Regions from separate parts of the Mus musculus genome. Here all the other regions are linked to region 3. A link is a loop called in an ENCODE intact Hi-C map of the cell type or tissue named here. Cell type or tissue: heart. All regions are shown on one strand. Links, peaks and the distances in the headings refer to the core of each region. The heading gives the core; the rest is flanking DNA. Region 1 overlaps Plxna4 (plexin A4). Region 2 overlaps Plxna4 (plexin A4). Region 3 holds the start of Plxna4 (plexin A4). Region 4 overlaps Plxna4 (plexin A4).

The links. Hi-C counts contacts between places; a loop is a spot of excess contacts. Peaks named below come from ENCODE experiments on the same cell type or tissue, not always from the same donor. Only the 100,000 strongest peaks of a DNase experiment are listed, where the experiment ranks them.
Region 1: it touches region 3 in a loop (2.8-fold over the local background); 5 of 42 quality-filtered maps call a loop at or near these places.
Region 2: a loop joins it to region 3, with 5 times the contacts of the local background. A loop is called at or near these places in 14 of 42 quality-filtered maps.
Region 4: it touches region 3 in a loop (3-fold over the local background); 13 of 42 quality-filtered maps call a loop at or near these places.

What each region holds. Positions count from the first base shown.
Region 1 is chr6:32,518,035-32,522,501 of GRCm38, forward strand. The region is part of intron 1 of Plxna4 (plexin A4); the gene reads right to left. Among named protein-coding and RNA genes, the nearest start is that of Plxna4os1, 9.1 kb to the left of the region's middle. In heart, for the core only: no CTCF peak of the experiment used is centred there; a DNase peak (open chromatin) is centred at 2,307.
Region 2 is chr6:32,477,892-32,482,358 of GRCm38, forward strand. All of the region lies in intron 3 of Plxna4 (plexin A4), which reads right to left. Among named protein-coding and RNA genes, the nearest start is that of Plxna4os1, 31 kb to the right of the region's middle. In heart, for the core only: a CTCF peak has its summit at 1,611 (motif pointing right); DNase peaks (open chromatin) are centred at 1,480 and 3,060; H3K4me3 peaks cover 448 bases; H3K27ac peaks cover 2,500 bases.
Region 3 is chr6:32,586,536-32,591,002 of GRCm38, forward strand. Plxna4 (plexin A4) reads right to left here and starts at 1,657. Exons shown (of 32, transcript NM_175750.3): 1 at 769-1,657. In heart, for the core only: a CTCF peak has its summit at 1,961; a DNase peak (open chromatin) is centred at 1,756; H3K4me3 peaks cover 1,427 bases; H3K27ac peaks cover 1,342 bases.
Region 4 is chr6:32,458,262-32,462,728 of GRCm38, forward strand. The region is part of intron 3 of Plxna4 (plexin A4); the gene reads right to left. Among named protein-coding and RNA genes, the nearest start is that of Plxna4os1, 51 kb to the right of the region's middle. In heart, for the core only: no CTCF peak of the experiment used is centred there; a DNase peak (open chromatin) is centred at 2,340; H3K27ac peaks cover 1,829 bases.

The DNA of each region.
Region 1 (4,467 bases), core at 805-3,304, 69 kb before region 3:
AATACCTTGGCCAATATCTCTGGGTACTGTCTCATTTCATCTTAGCAACTCTTCCACGGTGAGTGTCTTCCAACTGACCTTCTAGATTTAAGGTCTACACTTTTCTATACCCACAGACTTGACACCCATGGTCCCTGCATTAGTGTTCTCTGCTATTGGTCCCTAGTTAGTGATCCAGGTGAGCAGCACTCACAGAAAGCTAGAGGGAGGAGCCATCTGTACTGGGGTCTTTCTTGGTTCTCTGTCTCCACAGTCTCTGGACCAACTCCTGCCCACTCCCTTAGGCCTAAGAGATAGTAACAGCGATCTCATTGTTATTAACTGAAAAAATACAGCTCTACCCCCTGAAGAAAGCAGTCTTTTAAGAAGACTCTTATTACCTTCTGCTCAAAATACCTAATTTGCACATACTGTTACCGGCCAGAACTGTAACTACTAACAACAGAAGCATGTGATCATTTTATACATTTGTATAAATGTATAAAATTTTACACCTAAGGAATGTCAGCTTATGGGACTTTACCACCAAAACTGGGCAGAGTGGCCAAAGTAGTCGATAGTCGGTCTTTAACCATCTCATTTGATCCCAGCCTCTCACTCAAGAGCTGGGCTGTACTTCTTGTTATGCACACAGAATTGCCAAGGCTGACCCCCTTCTGTGGGCCACCCATTGCAACTGCTGTCCCAGACCCTCTTTGTCCTTCCTGCCTCCTCTACAAGAAGGTACAGTGAGGTTAAATTAAAAGCCCATATCCCCTAGCCCTCCCAGCTGCAGAGGTCACCAGCCCCGCGCCCCTGGGTACATGACCCAGCTCTGAGCTCTCCTATCATTTTAATGAGATAGATCTTGGCTGCCCCCAATGCTAAGGACTCCTCTGTCTCCTATAATGTGGACTCCTCTGCCTCCTACAATTTTCTTCAAAACAAGAGAAAAAGTAATTCAGAAACCATCTAAAAATAAATAAACAAACGAACAAACAAACAAATCATCTCTAGGGACAAAATTGCCATCCATCCTAGCAGTTCCCTTTACTTCTATTCATTGTACTTTCTGCATGAGCTTTCAGCAATCCCATTTCTTCCAGATTGGATGAAATAAGGGATGGGATAGCCAATGCCTTATTTAGGGGCATCTCTGCTCTGTGGGATTTCTCATTCTCCCAAGGTCTTAAAACAATGGGGTTATAAGATGAGAGAACTTGTTAAAATAATAGAAATCACCCCAGCATGAAGAAAGCACAGATTAGCTGAACACCCAGAAAAGAGGGAAAAAATACAACAATAAAGACTTTACATTATCAGCCAAAGTTCTGTGAAAGAGCACCTCAGCATGACATTAGAGGAAGAAGACCCTTGCAGAAGGAAACCCCACCCTAACAGCAGCCCTGTAATCTGAGGGCCTTCATATTTACCCACATAGTTCAAAAGTACACTCAGAGCCTGTACAACACAGGCAAGCTATTGTAGGACTTCTGTGTCAGGCTGTTGTCAGTTTCGTGTCAAGTCATGTAAAAGGCAGTAGAGCCTGACTTATTGCATAAGGTGAAGTATGAAGTTCTGTGACATATGACAGCACACTTTGGGAGTTCTTACTTGAGAAGAGGAAACAAGGAGCAGGCTATCTATCAGAAACCTTGTTGGGGAGTAGAATTTGAGCCACACCATGAACTTGCAGAGGATATGCCAAGCTAGGAGAAAAGCACCTTCTTGGGAGAGTGTCCACAATGGAAGTATCCAACCAGAGTGGGGATGAGGGAGATAAGGTTTGGAAAACACCGCTCACGAATCAGGAAGAAGATGTGGCAGAAGAGAGAATTACTGAGAAGTCATGACTAAAATGCCCAGAGCTGAGGAAAGAGTAAAAACTTAATTAAAACACAGAGAAGTTTCCCAGAGAGGCCCCTCCACGCCCTCATCTTCATGGAGGAGAGTTAAGAACTGAAGTTCTTAACTCTGGCACATATATGTGCACCCCCACATGTACACACACAATCCATCCATCCATCCATCCATCCATCCATCCATCCATCAATGAAATATAAATTAAAGATGGTGATGAGGGAGCTCAGACCACTGATTCCCCATTCAGTGCTCTTCCTATCACGTTTGGCCTCTTCTGACTTTATCGAAACCTGTTCCAACATCTGTTCCCCAGCCTTTGAAAGTGACAGCTATTCGGGCACCATATGCTCTGCTGGCTAACAGGGCTCTCACTGCAGCTCTGCCAAGAGCCAAATTCCAGAGGGGCTGGTATGCTCACTACAGACAGGCACAGGCAGGTTGGGGCACAGCCACCAGCCCTTTGGGAGAGGACTTCCAGCAGAGCCTGTATCAGAGCATGCCACGTGCCAACCACTTGGCCCATCTTACTGTACACACTTGCAGACCCACAGCCAATCCACAGCTCTCCAATCAGTGCCAGGTCAGACAAGGAGGACTGTAGTCATGACTATACTGGGCTGGAAGGGTCCAGAGCTCATTCACCATCTTCTATTAGGCACCAAAAAAGATACATTTATGCATCTCAAATACTTATCACTTCTATCTTGGGATGGTGAAATTACTGTTCCTGGAGGGGAGCAGAACTCACAAGAAACAATAATGCATGCTGGGAATGAAGAGCGTGTGTTTCTCTCTCTCTCTCTCTCTCTGTCTCTGTCTCTGTCTCTGTCTCTCTCTCTCTCTGTCTCTCTCTGTCTCTCTCTCTCTATCTCTCTCTCTCTCTCTCTCTCTCCCAGGAAAATGATTGATTAGAAAACAAGAAACAGAGAAAGAGAAGTGGACATGGTATGGATAAGCATGTGGGCACCAGCTGAACTCACTAAAGACACCACTGTGGGCCTGGCCAATGCCAATCTTCCCACCACATCTCAGAACCCACAGATGGGCAGAGCCAACAGCCACCTCTTAGGGTCACCTAAGGTTATTCTGATCTCACAAGACTGAAAAACTGGGTCTTCCAAAGGGTGAGAGTGTCTCTCCTAAGATATTAACCATGTAAATGGTGTCTTTAGTCCAAGAATGCCCTATTGGTATTCCTAGTCAAAAAAAAAGGAAAAAAAAAAGGTCTAGAAAGGACTGTCTGATACTTCTAATTACTCTCATTCAAAAAGACATTTAGCTGATTTTAAAATAATCTTAAAATTAAAAAGTACCAACCTTGATTCTTCCACTTACAAAATCAAATCATTTCAGAAGATTCTGAAGAGTCTCCTGAACCGGGCAGGGTGGGTGAGGGGACTGAGGACAGGTCACCCCACAGTCCAAATCAAACCCAAACACACTACTATCTCCTCTTTGTGAAATCATCCCCTTAGCTCTGAGTGGTCTCAGGGGAGATGGAACTCATTTTTAGAAGCTTATCATCATTTTGATTAAAGCAGTTGGGACTGCCTTTGTTTTATATAGCAAGTTTTGAAGAGCTCAAACTAATTTTCATGAAGTGCTACCATCCTCTCAGATTCCTGAGTGCCAGGAAGAAAGTTATTATAGAGCAGTTTAAAATAGCAATTAGCTCACAAAATTCCTTCAGAATTTACAAGTTGTCTTCACGTACATTACCTAGCTTTGATTTCATTGTTCGCCATGACCCTGTTGAGCTACCATTCAATGTGGACTATGGATTGCTGGGGCTATCTTGTAACCCAACGGGGTAGGTATGAAGAAGATAATCAAAGAATGACGCCATTAGAGAACAGAAGTAAGCAGAGTTGCCCAGGTCCCAGCTCAGGAAGTATAGATATCTAGGTGGTGTGCATGACACCATCTGGGTGCCTGTCCTACCCATGCGCATGAGCCAAAAGCTTTCCCCTTTCCATAAGCTAGTTCAGGTTTCATTTTCTGGAGTCATTAATGAAAGAATCTTGTTTTCTATTACTGTGATGAAATACCATGACCGCATGCAAGTTGGGGGTGGGACATTATTTCAGTTTATGTCTCCACATCTCAGTCTATCACAGAAAGAAATCAGGACAGGAACTCTAATAGACCAGGAACCTAGAAGCAGAAACTGACACAAAGGAAGAGTGCTGCTTACTGGTTTGTGAAGGCATAGCTTGTTCAGCCTACTTTCTTTTAGAACCCAGGATCACCAGCTCAGGGGTGGCACTATACACAGTGGGCACTCCCATATCAATCTTTAACCAGTAAAACACCCTATAAGCTAGCCCAAAGGCCAGTGTGGTGGAGGCATTGTTATCCCTCTTCCCAAATGAATGCAGCTCATGTCAAGTTGACAAAACTAACCAGGGCAAATTCTAAGTAAAAAAGAGAGAAATCTAAAATGTCTACTGCTACATATCTCTACCAGACTCTTCTTTTATGAGATTAAGTAACAAGCCTAAGAGAATGTGTCCCCTGACCATTCACATGGTGATAAATATCCCAAGTAAGATTTGGGGGTAAGCATGAGTATACAGTCTTTCATAACCACATGCAGCTCCCCTAAGTTCAGGCTGTACCCCCACA
Region 2 (4,467 bases), core at 620-3,119, 110 kb before region 3:
ATGTGAGGGCCTCTACCAGCAGTTGCAGGCCAGGAAACAGATTGCCCTCAAGAGCCTCTAGGTAGAAAGGAAGCCCTGCTAGCACCTTAGTTTTAGCCCAGTGACACCTGTGTGGCATTCTGACCTCTAGGCAGTAAGACAATAGCATTGGCCTTAACTCAGCAAGCCCCTGAAATGTATTCACAGCAGTAGGAACCTAGCATATTGCTGGTCCATGGTGAGGCAGGTCCCACCCTCTCCTTGTCCTTGGGCTCCCCTGAAGGGGCTACTGACTTGAGATTTCCAGCAGAAAAGCTCTTCTGCCTCTGTTGGAACCCCTAGGGATGACCTAGAAGTTAGCTCTCATTCAGCCCCCTGGCAGGGAGCAGAGCTCTATCTTCCCTTTGAGTTCTTGGGGGTCTGGTTTGTTCAAGGACCCACCAGCTCTTGTTACTAACTCCTGGAACTCTAAAGTATTTGCCAAAATGGAGGGAGGGGCAGGGGGAGCAGAACTCTCACCCTCTGATCCCAGTCACCCACCCGATTACCCTTCCTGCGTTAGGCTCCCAGTGACTGCATTCAAAGGAGAGCAAAGCAGGACGTATGTGTGCTGGCTCACCTTGTACAGCACTCCCTACCTTGTTATTTGCTTGCTTGTTTATTTTCCAGACTCTTAAACATACTGTGCCATCTTAAACCACCCAGCAGGACATACCTGCAGCATTTCGAACCTTGTCTGATAAGCCAAGCATCAAAGCCACGTGTGTGGGCATGGGTTTCTCAGCACCTGTGCTTAGTAGGAAACTCAAGGAAGTTGTTAGCTTTAAGCCCCTCTGCTATCTCCCAAGAGGTCAGTCGGAGTCAACCTGGCATTTCTCTTCCCCCCCCACACACACCCCTAAGATTCCCTTCCCTTCCCTCATACTTGCTTTTAACAAATTTTTTCCATATTTTCATTTCTTTTTCTTGGACTACAGAAAGGTCTTTGTAAGCACAAAGCCAGATCTTGCCTTGCTCAGAAATATTTTCCTCACTGACTCTTGCTTGTTAGTTTTAATGTTTATCCTGGTCAATTGTTCCAAACATGAAATACCCATCTCTAAAGGGTTCCTCAAACCTGCCCTTGTTTTTGTTTTATTGTGGTGGTGGTGTTGTTTTGTTTTCAATATCTTCTGTATCATCTTACCTAAGCTTCAGACTGACCCTGTAAGCTGCCAAGATCTGCTATGAGTAGAAAAGCAAACGCTTGATACAGAGAACCCCGTAGGATCAAAAGACAGCGGGAAGAATTGTCTAAGGAAGAAAGAAAGCTCCTCTCACCAGACAACAGTGATCACAGCAAAAGCTAGGGCAGATCATTCCGCAGACCTACCCATCCCCCTCCTGGCTGACTACCTCCCAAGCCAGGCAGGGGCCCTGGAACCCAGTTCCGGGCTGTCAGCAGAGATAAATTTAGCACCAATGATCTCATCTTGCAGAGCAGCCTCAGGGCCTCAGAGTGCTCAGGGAAACATCACTTGGACAAGCTGAGAAGTGACAGACACTACTGGCCCCTACAACATAGGTGGCAGGCAAAAAGTTCCCCTTAGAGGGACACTAAGCCCATGAGGAGCAGTGGCCAGAGTGTGGCCAGCAGGTGGCAGGCTGAAGGAGCTGAGACATGGACACCCTGAACTTCCCAGGGTCTCCCAGACCTGGGCAATGAAGCTGAAGGCTCACAGCAAGTCCACAGATGATCAGAACTGCTAAGATCTGGATGAAGAACAAGCAGTGCCAAGCATTCTCACTGTAGAGATATGGCCCATGTCCCAGCAAGTCCCTCCCTACCCCATCAGGATATTATGTGGTGGAGTATTTATAGATACAACAGTGGGCAGAAGGCAGAAGTGGCTGGAGCCCATTGCTCTGCCTCCTGCCAATAATATAAGCCCAACAAAGAGGACAATCTCCCTTGTCCTTTACAGAAAAGAATGGAAACTTGTCACAACTGCAAACTTTCAAGTTCTTCCACTGAGATAAGCTTCCCTTTCTGGCTTGCCCTGCTGGTGACTTGCTGACCAGTTCCCCCAAGGTTTCTTAGTATGTGTCACAGTGAGGCTTTCGGTTTGCAGATCCTGGAGTAAAACATTTACGAGGGTTCCAACCACTGGGTCATGGTGCCAGGACAGTTCTTCAGCTGGAGTAAGGTTTCTTGGCTCCAACCTCTGCAACCACAAACCTTTCTGATGGAGGGAGGATGGCATGAAAGTCACTCAAGAGAATGGACTTGACACTTGCAAAAAAGGACAAAATAAGCAGCTATTTCTAGGAGGTAGGTCCCACCCTAAAGTGCAATGCATATTATGCTATTAAAGGGGATGGGAAGTGATGAGAAATAGATGTTGTCACCTAAGAAAGGCCAGGCTCACATCTCAACACACCAGGGCCACCCCATGTCAGTTTCAGTCACATTAGAGGAAATCAATTCCCAAGAACAAAGGCCTTCGGTTTGATCAATGCCATTCCTGGGAATCACCCAGGACACATAATTGAGGGGCTGTCAGAGAAATCAAAACACACTGAGAAGTTGGGGTGATCACCAAGGTCTAAGTCCTTCTGCCGGGGGGCAATGTGAGCGATGTTACAAAAGAGAGGAGAGTGTCACAGGCAAGAGAGTAGGGTGGACAGCACTTTTGCAGGTGAAGAGTTCAAAGCTTCAAAGAAAGGTGGTAAGATACAGAGCCAGGATGAACGATAGTGCAGACAGTTAGCCAGCAGAAGGTCCCACAGGGTAAGGCACAGGGTAAGGCACAGAGGAAAAGGCCAGTACTGTGTCAAGGTCACACCACCTGGGGTCTTGACGCTTTAGAGGGAGAATTAAAATTAGTCTGGATTGTTCTACATTTATTCTTAAAAGTCAAAATGATATTTTTTTTTCTGTTCTCTTAATTAAGCATAAACTTATAAATCTAGGGCCTTGTTTCCGGGCTATGGGAAGTGGAGGAGGGAGTCCAGAGTCTCAGCTTCCTGAGCTCTGCCTGTCTCCTTCTCCCAGGTCATTGGTTCCAGGAACAATGCCTCCCTGCCACAGGGACCCAGAGGGCTGCTCAGCTGAGTCACATGGCCTCTTCTTCCCTAGGATACACACACACACACACACACACCACTCCCACTCCCACCCAGCCCCATAAGGGCTGGCTAAGGCATCTATTTGGAGCTTCTGATTGTCCCCTGGTTATGCTGACCTCTGAGGATTTCCTACACTCTGCTGTCCTACCTCACCCCAATTCACACGGCTGTTCATATCCCTGAAGGTTGAAGTTGCTCCTTAGAGCTATACCATACAAAGAAAGTCAGAGATATTTGCTATCCTCTTTTATATTTTCTCCTGCTGTATAAAAAGCAAACAAACAGTCTACAGGGTCTGGGGAGTAGTGAAGAGTGCATGGCATGCAAGCAGGAGGACGTGGGTTCAGATTCCCAGCAGCCATGTTAAAAAACTGGGCATGGACTATGAACCTCTGTAGCTCCAATATGATCTGTGGGCTCACGTGCCAGTTAGCTTGACCAGAAGGCCAGTGAACACCAGTAAAAGACCCTGTCTCAAAGGAATAAAGTAGGGAGCAAGACAACTGACATCCTCCACAGGCCTTGACACACACACACACACACACACACACACACACACACACACACCTACACACGTGTGCACACACAAGCTAAACAAATAACAATCGATGGCTTTATCATACAAGAGGAGAAAGTTGGAACATGTATGTAATCAATTTGTCTCAAACCTGAGGTGTAGCCACAAACAAAGTTGAGATTTTCCAGCTGTCACACGATTTCCACAACACCCAGGTTTGACTATAAACAGTTCAGATGCATGGCCAGCTGCAGATACAGACCCAAGCAGATGCTTAGACAGAGCTAAGTGCCTTAGAATCGGGAGGCAGTGGCATGGCATTCAGCGACACCCCTGGCTCGTCTTTATCTTTCTGCAGCTTAAGAGAACAATTGTATGAATGCCTAAGGAAGGCACCGTTTTCCTATTTTAAGCTTAAAAAAAAAAAAAAAAGAGGGCTTCATGTCTCCCAGATGGAACTGGAATCTAGCTCCTCCTGCATCCTTTTCCCGGGTTCTGGGGTAACAGGTATGTGTCACAACACCAAGCTTATGCAGTGCTGGGTAATCAAACCCAAATCCTCCCTTATGCTTCAGTCTTAACCTTTGCTTTCCTATTTTTATTTTATTTTATTTTATTTTATTTTATTTTATTTTATTTTATTTTTTGAGCAGCTAACAGCTCTTGTGTGTGTGAATATACCCACATGCCCTTGAACTTTTAGGGGGAAAAATGAGAACAAAGAAAGGGAAAAATTCTAAAAAGAGTGAGCAGGAGAAAGAGAGAGACAGAGAGAGAGAGACAGACAGAGAGAGAGAGAGAGAGAATGGTCTCTATCTCAGCCTCTCCTCCAAACTCTACCCATGAGCCACACAGTCTGTCAC
Region 3 (4,467 bases), core at 853-3,352:
CAAGGAACACTCCTCTAGCTTTGATGTTAAAGCCCCTCCCTGACTGAAATCCCGGCGCATTCCGGGGAAGCAGTGCCACGCTTCGGAAAGGCGTGTGTGCTGCCTTTACTGGGGAATCGCAGAGTCTGTTCCATATGCGCCGCCCTACAGAACTGCAGCCCCAGTTGCCTATGTGGCCTCCTCCCAGGCACCGGATCACCAAGATCTCCAGTTCTCTGCCCTTTAAATATCTCTCTGCCTTTCTCCTATTTAAAAGCAAAAAATCTCCGGGTGTCCAAAAAGCTAAGGGGCACAATTGCACTGGGCGGGTCTCATAAGACCTCCCATGACTTCTCCTGTCTTATAAAAACCAGTTAGGAAATGAAAGGAGCTAGAAACAGCAAAATCGTTCCCTCATCCTACCAGGCTGGATAGGAGAGTCAGTCATTTACTGAATCCCACCCTGAAAGTCCTGGGGAAGAGAAGTCTAGGTCCGGAGAGGAGAAGAACACGGGAAATCCCTGCTCCGGCTGCGATGCACCTACGCGGGTGTCCAGGTGGGACGTGGGCAGGTGCGTGAGCGCAGTGTGTGCCTGTGTGTGAGTATGTGTGTGTGCGCGCACGCGATTTGTGTTTTGCGTGTGTGTGTGTGTGTGTGTGTGTGTGTGTGTGTGTGTGCGTGTGTGTGTGTAGTGGGCTGCCTCAGAGCAGGCGAGGACTCCGGGACCGGACTCGCCACCTCCGCCCGCTCTGCCCAGCTGGCCCTGTGCCCGGCCGGCGGCTCCTTACCTGGAAGCGCGGCGTTTCCCTCCTTCAGCCCCAGCGCCGCATTGACACTGCAGATGGTGCCTGTACCGCTGCCTCTCGCCCTCCTCTGAACGTGTGCGTGTGCGCGCGTGTGGCTGCCTCCTCCAGCCCCAGCCCCGAACGCAAATACTCCACCGAGGCACGGGGAAGCCACGAGCAGCAGAGAAAAACGGAGGGGGCCAAATCAGAGCCTGCCGGGCTTGACAGCTCCTCTTGCAGCGTCCAAGGTGGGCGTAATGTCCAACAAAAAGGTCAGGAAATGAAGATCAATTCCAAGCACCCCTAGCTTCCATCCAGCCCCGGAGCCCAAGCAGCGACAGCGGTGGCTCTCAGGGGCTGCGGCGGCGACGCGGGGCTGCCCCCCTTCGTCCCCACCCCCGCGGGCTGAATGTCCTTGATGCCAAGCGGGCACGGCGGCGTCACTCCGCGCCGCCCATGCTAGCCGGGTCGGGCCGCTGCCCGGGCGCGGCGGCGAGTACGTTGGGGACCCGCCGGGGAGCGCTCTCCGATCCTCTGCGCGCCTCCCTGGGCAGTGACGGCCACCCCCTGGCAGCCCGGGGCTGGCTGCGCCGCTGTCGCCCCCAACCCTGGCCGGGGACTAGCCGGGCAGTGCCCAGGGGCCGGGGCTGGGGGGCCTCGGAAGCCGCCGGCAGCTCCCCGGGGAGGCGCGGAGCTGCGGTGGTAGCAGCGACGGCGGCGGCTAGCGCTGCGGCGGCCAAGAGCGCGGCCGTAGTCCAAGCCGAGCCTCCCAGGCGCGTCCCCGGCCCCCCGGGCGGGCTGCTCGCAAAGTTTGCAGGGGGCAGGGAGCGGGGCCGCCGCTGGCTCGGCCGCCGCCGGAGCTCCCGGGCTGCCTGCTGCCGCCGCGGCTCGCTGCTGCTGTGCATTGAAGCCCGGCCAAGCGCTGCAAAAACTCCAGCTGCCTGGCGCTCTCTGGGTCCTCCTCTCCTCCCTCCCGCCCTCCCTGCTTCCCTTCCTCCCTCCCTCTCCTCGCCTCCTCCCCTCCCCGCCGCCCGCGGCCCGCCGCCGCCGCCGCCGCTGCCGCCGCCGCCGCCGCTCCCTCTCTGGCTCGCTAGCTGGCTCGGAGCTCGCGACTGACATCTAGACCAAGGTAGAGCGGCCGGCAGAGGGGGCAGGGGGCGCTTCCCCGCACGCTGCCGCCACTGGCCCGCCTGCTCTTCCCCAGTGTGGACGTTTGCAGACACCCCCTGGGTCTTCTTGGCTTCCTCGAGTCACCCTGGCGGTGGAGACACAGGGCAGAGTGGTGCATATATGGTGCCACCAAGTGCACTTGGATCGGGGCATACTCCCAAGCAGGCATGTGGTGCAGGCGGTCAGAGGCACTTCTGGGTGTTCCTAACAGACACCAGCCAAACATACATCCATTCCTAACCTAGAATCCCTGTCCAGCCCCACCAACCAAGGTAATCCTACACAGAGCACTAGAGGATGCCCAAACCCAAGGTTTCTTCTAGTCCTAGGACAGAAATGAATGGCCAATGCCACAGAGCTTGTTAGGTAACCTGATCTGTCCAGAGGCTGACCTTGCTTCACTGTCTCTGAAGCCCTAGGTCCTGGGCCATGTCCTAAACATAACCCAGACATTGCCAACATCAGAATAGTTTCAGAAGCCCAAAGGAAGAAATCCAGAGGTTGCTTAAATTGAGAGAGCATCTGGCAGGCAGGGAAATAGGTGAGGCTGCACTATCTAGAATATCTCTACAAAGACCCCCTCCAGTTAATGAGCCCAACGACCAAAATAAATAAATAAAAATAAAACAATTTTCAAAAGGATGCCCACCTATTTGTCTACCCAACTCTGCATGCTAAGTTCAAGGAAATGGCTCTGTCAGCCAAGTTCAGTAAGACTAGCCATTCATCAAAGAAAGACCTCTCCAGGAGCTTATGGTTTGGGGTTCCTGACCCACTCTCCCATGACACTTTCTTCAACCTCAGTCACTTCCTGCGCATAACTGTCCCTCCCACCAAAACCTCTCAGAATCTGCTTACTAGGAAAAGGTTGACAGTGGTATAAATTCCTTCCCCTTCTTATAGGGGTAATGTTTTCACAAACATCAAAGTTATACCCTCGGTAGACTTTCGAGGTGACAAGTTGGACAAGCTTCCGGGCAGGTAGCACACTTGGGTCGGGTTGGACTTACCACCCAGGACCTTGTTGAAAGTGCTCCCACCAGAAGGACACAATGAATCAAGTGTAAGCATGAAGAAGCCAGCCAGCCAGACATTTCTCTAGTTACAGGGTGTTCCAGGAGACAGCATGGAGCCCTGTTAGGCTCTGGTTGTCTGCTGAGCATCGCATGGCCCAGAAGACAGCAAGGGTTATCTTATTAGCTCCCTGTAATACATTGATCTGGCTCCTCTCTTCTCTGAAACGCTGGATCCCAGACCCAAGATAAGCACACAATATCAAGTTAGTTTCACAAGCCCAGAGAAACACAGAACAATAACTCCATGTTGCTGCTGCTTTGACATCCTCCTTCCAGAACTAAGGGAGCCCCGGGGCCAAGTGTCTGTCTGACATGACGCCTCAGAGACACTCATGCAAAATCAAAGGAAGCTGTCCCCACAGGTCTTAGTAAGGCTTGCCTCACCAGGGCCTAAACTCACTCAGAAGAGTCTCCTGAAATTGGCACATGACACCTTCATAACAGGCTCACCCCAGAAGTGACAGCCTAAAAGCCCCACAGAAAACCCACCAGGCTGCTTAAATAATGCACTTCACTAAAGGATACAGGAGATCCGATTGTCAGTTGGCTGTAGGGGACTTATGTGAAAATGCTCAAAGGGAGAGGAAGTAAGAACTTACTCTAAGCCCTTCTCAGCCAATCATCCAAGCAAGTCTTTGTCACCCTGCCTAGATGTCTTTTCTGCCCCTTGTAGTGCGTGTGTGTGTGTGTGTGTGTGTGTGTGTGTGTGTGTGTGTCCTGATGGATGGACCAGAAGTCAGACTTTTTTTTTTCTAGAGGTAGCAAACAAAATGTGCTTATTGTTCTTTATCTCCTGCCTAGTGTGTGCAATCATTTGTTTTCATTCAGAGGAGTCAGCATTGTGTGGTACCTGAAGAGTAATGACAGAGGCCAGTGACAGGGAAAGAATGTGCAGAAAGCTGGACCAACAAAGGACAGGTGCAGCCCCTGCCTGTCCTCCTCTTCTTAATAGGGCCTTCCCTCACGCTGCCTTTGCCTTTCTTGACTTCTATTGAATACCACAGGGGGAAGGCAGGCTGGAAACAGTTACAGCTTCCCACCATTGTAAGAATGGCAGAAAGGGTCAAACTAGCCACAGCAAGAGACTTGATGGCCTATTGAAGGTTTCCTCAACTCTAGGATGGGGGCGGGGGGATGGGTAAGGTCGACTGTCTTACTCCTTGACTTTACTATTGACCACCACTATCATTCGCACAGGTGTGCGCTTCAGTGGCCTTCCCTTGCGTGCCCGCCACATTTATACCTTCTCATTGCAGTGGCATTCACAAGAAATACAAGCCCTATGAGCCTGATTTGAAACTCTAATGCAGTGTGTATGAAAGGAGTCTGCATTCCCTGTCTCAGGAAAGTATCTGTTTCTCCAGGGGTACAATACAGGGAGGCAAGCCCTTAGCTTCCCTGGCTCTTCCCATGAATTAGTAGCCTGGAAAAGGCAGCTCTGTGTAGTGGTCCAGGT
Region 4 (4,467 bases), core at 983-3,482, 130 kb before region 3:
TTGATAATCCCTGCATCAGGTACAACCTTGGCCTTATCTTTGAGTCTGGAGTTGATGCCCACGTCTTTCCTCATTCCTGCTGTGCCATTAACTGGTGTCCCTTTCTATAGTTTTCTAGCTTTCTGGTCTCTTAATCCATGTGGTTTGGGACTTGGGTTCTTAGTAAGCTGATAATAGCATGGTTTCTAATGATGTGGGACAGTGCAGCTAGACTACTCTAACTAAGAGGATCTAAACTCAAGTCAGTACAGCAAAGCAAGTGCCACCATTCAAAGGGTTCAGAAGCAAGGAGAGACCAATGGCTCAAAACCTCCTACCTTAGATGATCATTTCAGGGACACTGTACTCCAAGGAAATGAGGGGATGAAACCTGGCCCCACCAAGGAGTGAAGGGGCACTGGGCTTGCCTGTCACATACAGCCGCCTACATCTACCAAGCTCTGTAAGGTCTTCATCCAGAACCACGGGTGCAGTTCCTCCAGGGCTTGGACACAGAGCAAAGTTTTCTGACAATGCTGTTGCCTCTAATAAGACACCATCCTCTCCATTCCTCTTGGGTACCAACTCCTGCTTGTTATCTCTCAGATTTTTCTCCCATCCAGGAAGATGATGACTGTCATTTGGGTCCCTCTACATACAGATCAGCAAACTATCCACAGAAGCTGAGTGCATTCAGGCTTACACAGGAAGTTGTTAAAGGTATGGGGCTGGAATGTAGCTCTGGAACTATGTGGCCTTTTCTGTTCCTTGCTGTCATTACTTAGTGTTTGTCTTCCTAAAACTGAGAGACAACAACAAAGCCCCAGTCTCTCCTTGTTTTCTAGGAATCCATACCACATGGTTCCCAAAGGATGGAGAATGTTCCCACCTGCAGACAAGTCTTCCCACAGAGGCAGATGTTATCTCAGGCTGCATCAGAAAGCCTAGACCATAAATGATTCTGAAACATGAGTTCTGTTGTTAATGGGGAGCTCAAAGGGTCCGTTAATTCCATTACTGCCTCGGCAGCAGCAATGACTCTCATTTCCTTTGTCTCCTTTTCCTCCCCATCTCCAGTCATTCAGTTCAAATAAAACTGGGATAGGGGTGGGGCACCAAGACCAGAACCCTACCATGCCTGAATCAGGTGAACACTCCAGCATTCTCGAAGCAAAAGAATCTTCTCAACCTGCTATAGAATCAAAGCCTTACCATCCCTCAAAAGCTCCCCCTGCCCGTGGTGGGTCTCATTAGCTCTTTCTTAGGAATTCGAGACTAGTTTTTGCATATCCTTGAGTAAGATCTGTATTCTACATTGACCTGGAGTGCTCTGGGCAAGTTAGTGGCCCAGAGGCTCAGCTATATAGAGCAGTTGCTATGTCTCTGTTTTCACCACTCAGGATACCAGCAGAGGTTAATTGTTTCAAACTCACCCAATCACTCAAGGTTTAGAAACCTCCAGAAAGAATACCGACACTTTTAGGTCACCTTGCCTTTATATCTTAGCCTGTGAGGTATGGAATGTATGAGTTCGAAGATCCTACTTGCTACCGTACACATTTAAAACCTGAGATGGGTTCTTCCACCCCACAGGAGACCATGTCTCAAAGGAAATGGAGAGACTAGATCTGGCCAGCCCTGCTCTCTCCAAGTCAGGCTCACTCTCTACAGCTGAGGCCTCAGGTATCCTTGGCTGGGGAATGACTCTGGGCTAGCTGGATTCTCCACCTGTATGCATATGTATTCATTCTCTCTCTCTCTCTCTCTCTCTCTCTCTCTCTCTCTCTCTCTCTCCCACCCCCTACACTCCTGTGTTCCCTGTATTACCATGGACAGCTATGGTGGTATCCATCAGCACTTTCACCAACAAGAACCCATGTGCTGAGCAACGCAGAAGGCATTTGGGAGCCAGACGATGACGGGGATGATGAATGCAGTCCCCAGAAAAATCCAGGAGCTAAAGAACACACAGAAAAAAAATGCGTATTTAAAAACAGAAAAGTCTATTCCCACGTGGAATCTTTAGAGCTTCTTACATTGTTTTCTTATGACAAGGGAGTGGGGGTGGGGAGATGTGCTTTTTTTTTTTTTTAATTGATGTCTGTGCTTTGATGTGCCTGGTGGACTGGGCAGGTGACAAAATGTCTCTGCCTTGGAGAGTCTGTCTAGGAGAAGAAGGCAAGTGGCTGGTCTGTGGGCCCAGTGAGACTTCACGTGACCGAGCATAACCAGGCTCTGACACTGCATCGGCAGCCTGGAACAGACTGGGCATGTCAGACACCGCAGAGGCAGAGCTGTACAAGTTGTGTGTTTATTGGTTGGAAGTACTTTCCTGGAGATAGAGCCAATGATCTCCCTCTTCCGTAAATTAACAAACTGCTGTTTCCTTTATCCTCCGTGTGCACATTCTTCCTAAAAGGAAACTCAGAGCATCAGAAACCGAAGCATGACATCACACTTCCTTCCCCACCAAGCCCCTCCCATTCCAGAAGGGAACACTGGGAGGACACTCAAGAGGGTCTCAGCCTTTTCTCTGTTCTATTTTTAGTTCGGATCTGGCTTCTCCATGGGAGTCAGAACGAAGGCAAGAAGATGCTTTTCCTCCCCTGCTCTGACCACGGGACCATTTCCAAAAGAACTCGAAAATGTTTATCTGTCATCATCTTCCACAGCAAGGCATTCTGGCACTGTGCATTGAGCAAGAAGAATCAGACCAGCATGGCGAGATGGAAGAGCAAGGAATGAAAGGCCAACCACCTGCCTCCTGCATTTGTGTCCCGTCCTCTACGATGCTTTTCAAGTTTTTTCAGGCCTTTCCCACACAGGGAGCTTCAAACATGCCCACCTCTACCAAGCACATATAAGCAAGAAGGAAAGGAAGTGAAATATTCTGACACAGGAAAAATCCAATGGTAGCCACGGTGGGTTGGAGGGAGAGAGGGAAATGCTTAAAAAGGCACAGTAGAGATAGTTTCTAATCTCAGATCCTCCCTGAAATGGTTCCTGGAGAACAGCCACATGCACAGAGCACTGCATGCCAGGTGAGGGCCAAGGTTCTAGCTCCATGGAGTCCTACCAATCATGCCCATAGAGAAAGAAGCAAAGAAAGGCAGACCTGCTATCTGCCTATGAGCAACTCTATTCCAGTCCAAGTTTTCTCGGCTGGGAAGGGGAAGGGGCCAGGAGACATGAGCATCGATGCAAGGGTCAGAGAAACAAGTATCAGCTGCAAGGAGGCTCCCAAGATGGTCGGAAATGAAGGTCCTAATTACATTCCTCCATTGGTGATGACCTTGGGTCACCACACACCAGCAATTATTTACTCTGGCAAAGTGATTAGGGAATTGGGACTAGGGAATGGATACATATTGGGATAGAGACACGTGGGGCTTCCAAAGATGAGGTGGGCAGTGGGAATGATTCTGCTTTTGCATCTGCCTTTTTCCTAATTAGGGTCACCACAAACACCAGTTAGGGAGCTGGGTATCGCCTTATCCTTTTCTGCTTAGCTAGGAGCTCAGAAATGATGAGGAAGACTGAAAAGGAGAATGATGGGTAATGGGCTAAAGAAACAACTTCTCATCCACAGATGCAGATGCAAAGAAGGTATAAGATAAAGAAATTTCAGCAAAGGATGTAAGGAAAGCATTCATATCAGAACTGTAGAGCAGGAGGTTCAGAGAGACTGGAAACACAAGGTGACAGGAAGCCTAAGCTAGGACGAACAGTGTGGTCCAGGAGGAGTCCCACACATGGTCCCTGGACCAGCAGTAACCCCCAGGAGCTTGCTAGAATGCTGACCACTCAGGCCCTACCTTAGCTCCTTTTACTCAGGAACTGCATTAGCAAATCTAGTGATATGGAAGAGACGAGGCCTCTGAAGGAGTCTCACTCATATCCTGAAAAGAAAAAGGAAAAAGCCTGCAAGGTACAGGAACTCCAGCTTCCTAGTCCGTCTTGTGCCTACCACGGTGCTTGAAGTTCATCCTTGAGGTTAGGCTGAGGCTAGGCTTGACTTTCACTGCTCTCCGGCAATGCTGTCTGCTGTAAGCAGAATCTGCATCTGAGTTCATGGTTACTTTGGAAATAGAATTAGGGTTTTTCCACGTGCTGAACAGAACCCCAGTCTTGGCTCCCTGGTGTGGACAGCAGATACTCGCTTATCCAGTGGCCAACTGAGCTCCATGTGTTTATTATAACCTCACCATATATTGTATGCTGTATACTATAGAAGTCACCAATACTGCAATTGGAAGTCAGGGGTGCTTAGTGTACCTACTATGTGTTAGGGCATGTCTTGGGAACTTTGCACACATTGCCTCACTCAACCTATCTGATGGCAGAAGAAAGCAAGGATGTTGATCCTTGAAAAATCAAGGATGCTTAGTATGCCTACTATGTGCCAGGACATATCCCGGGAACTCCACACACATTACCTCCCTCAACCTTGCTGATGGCAAAAGAAAGCATATTCTGAGAGGTGATGTC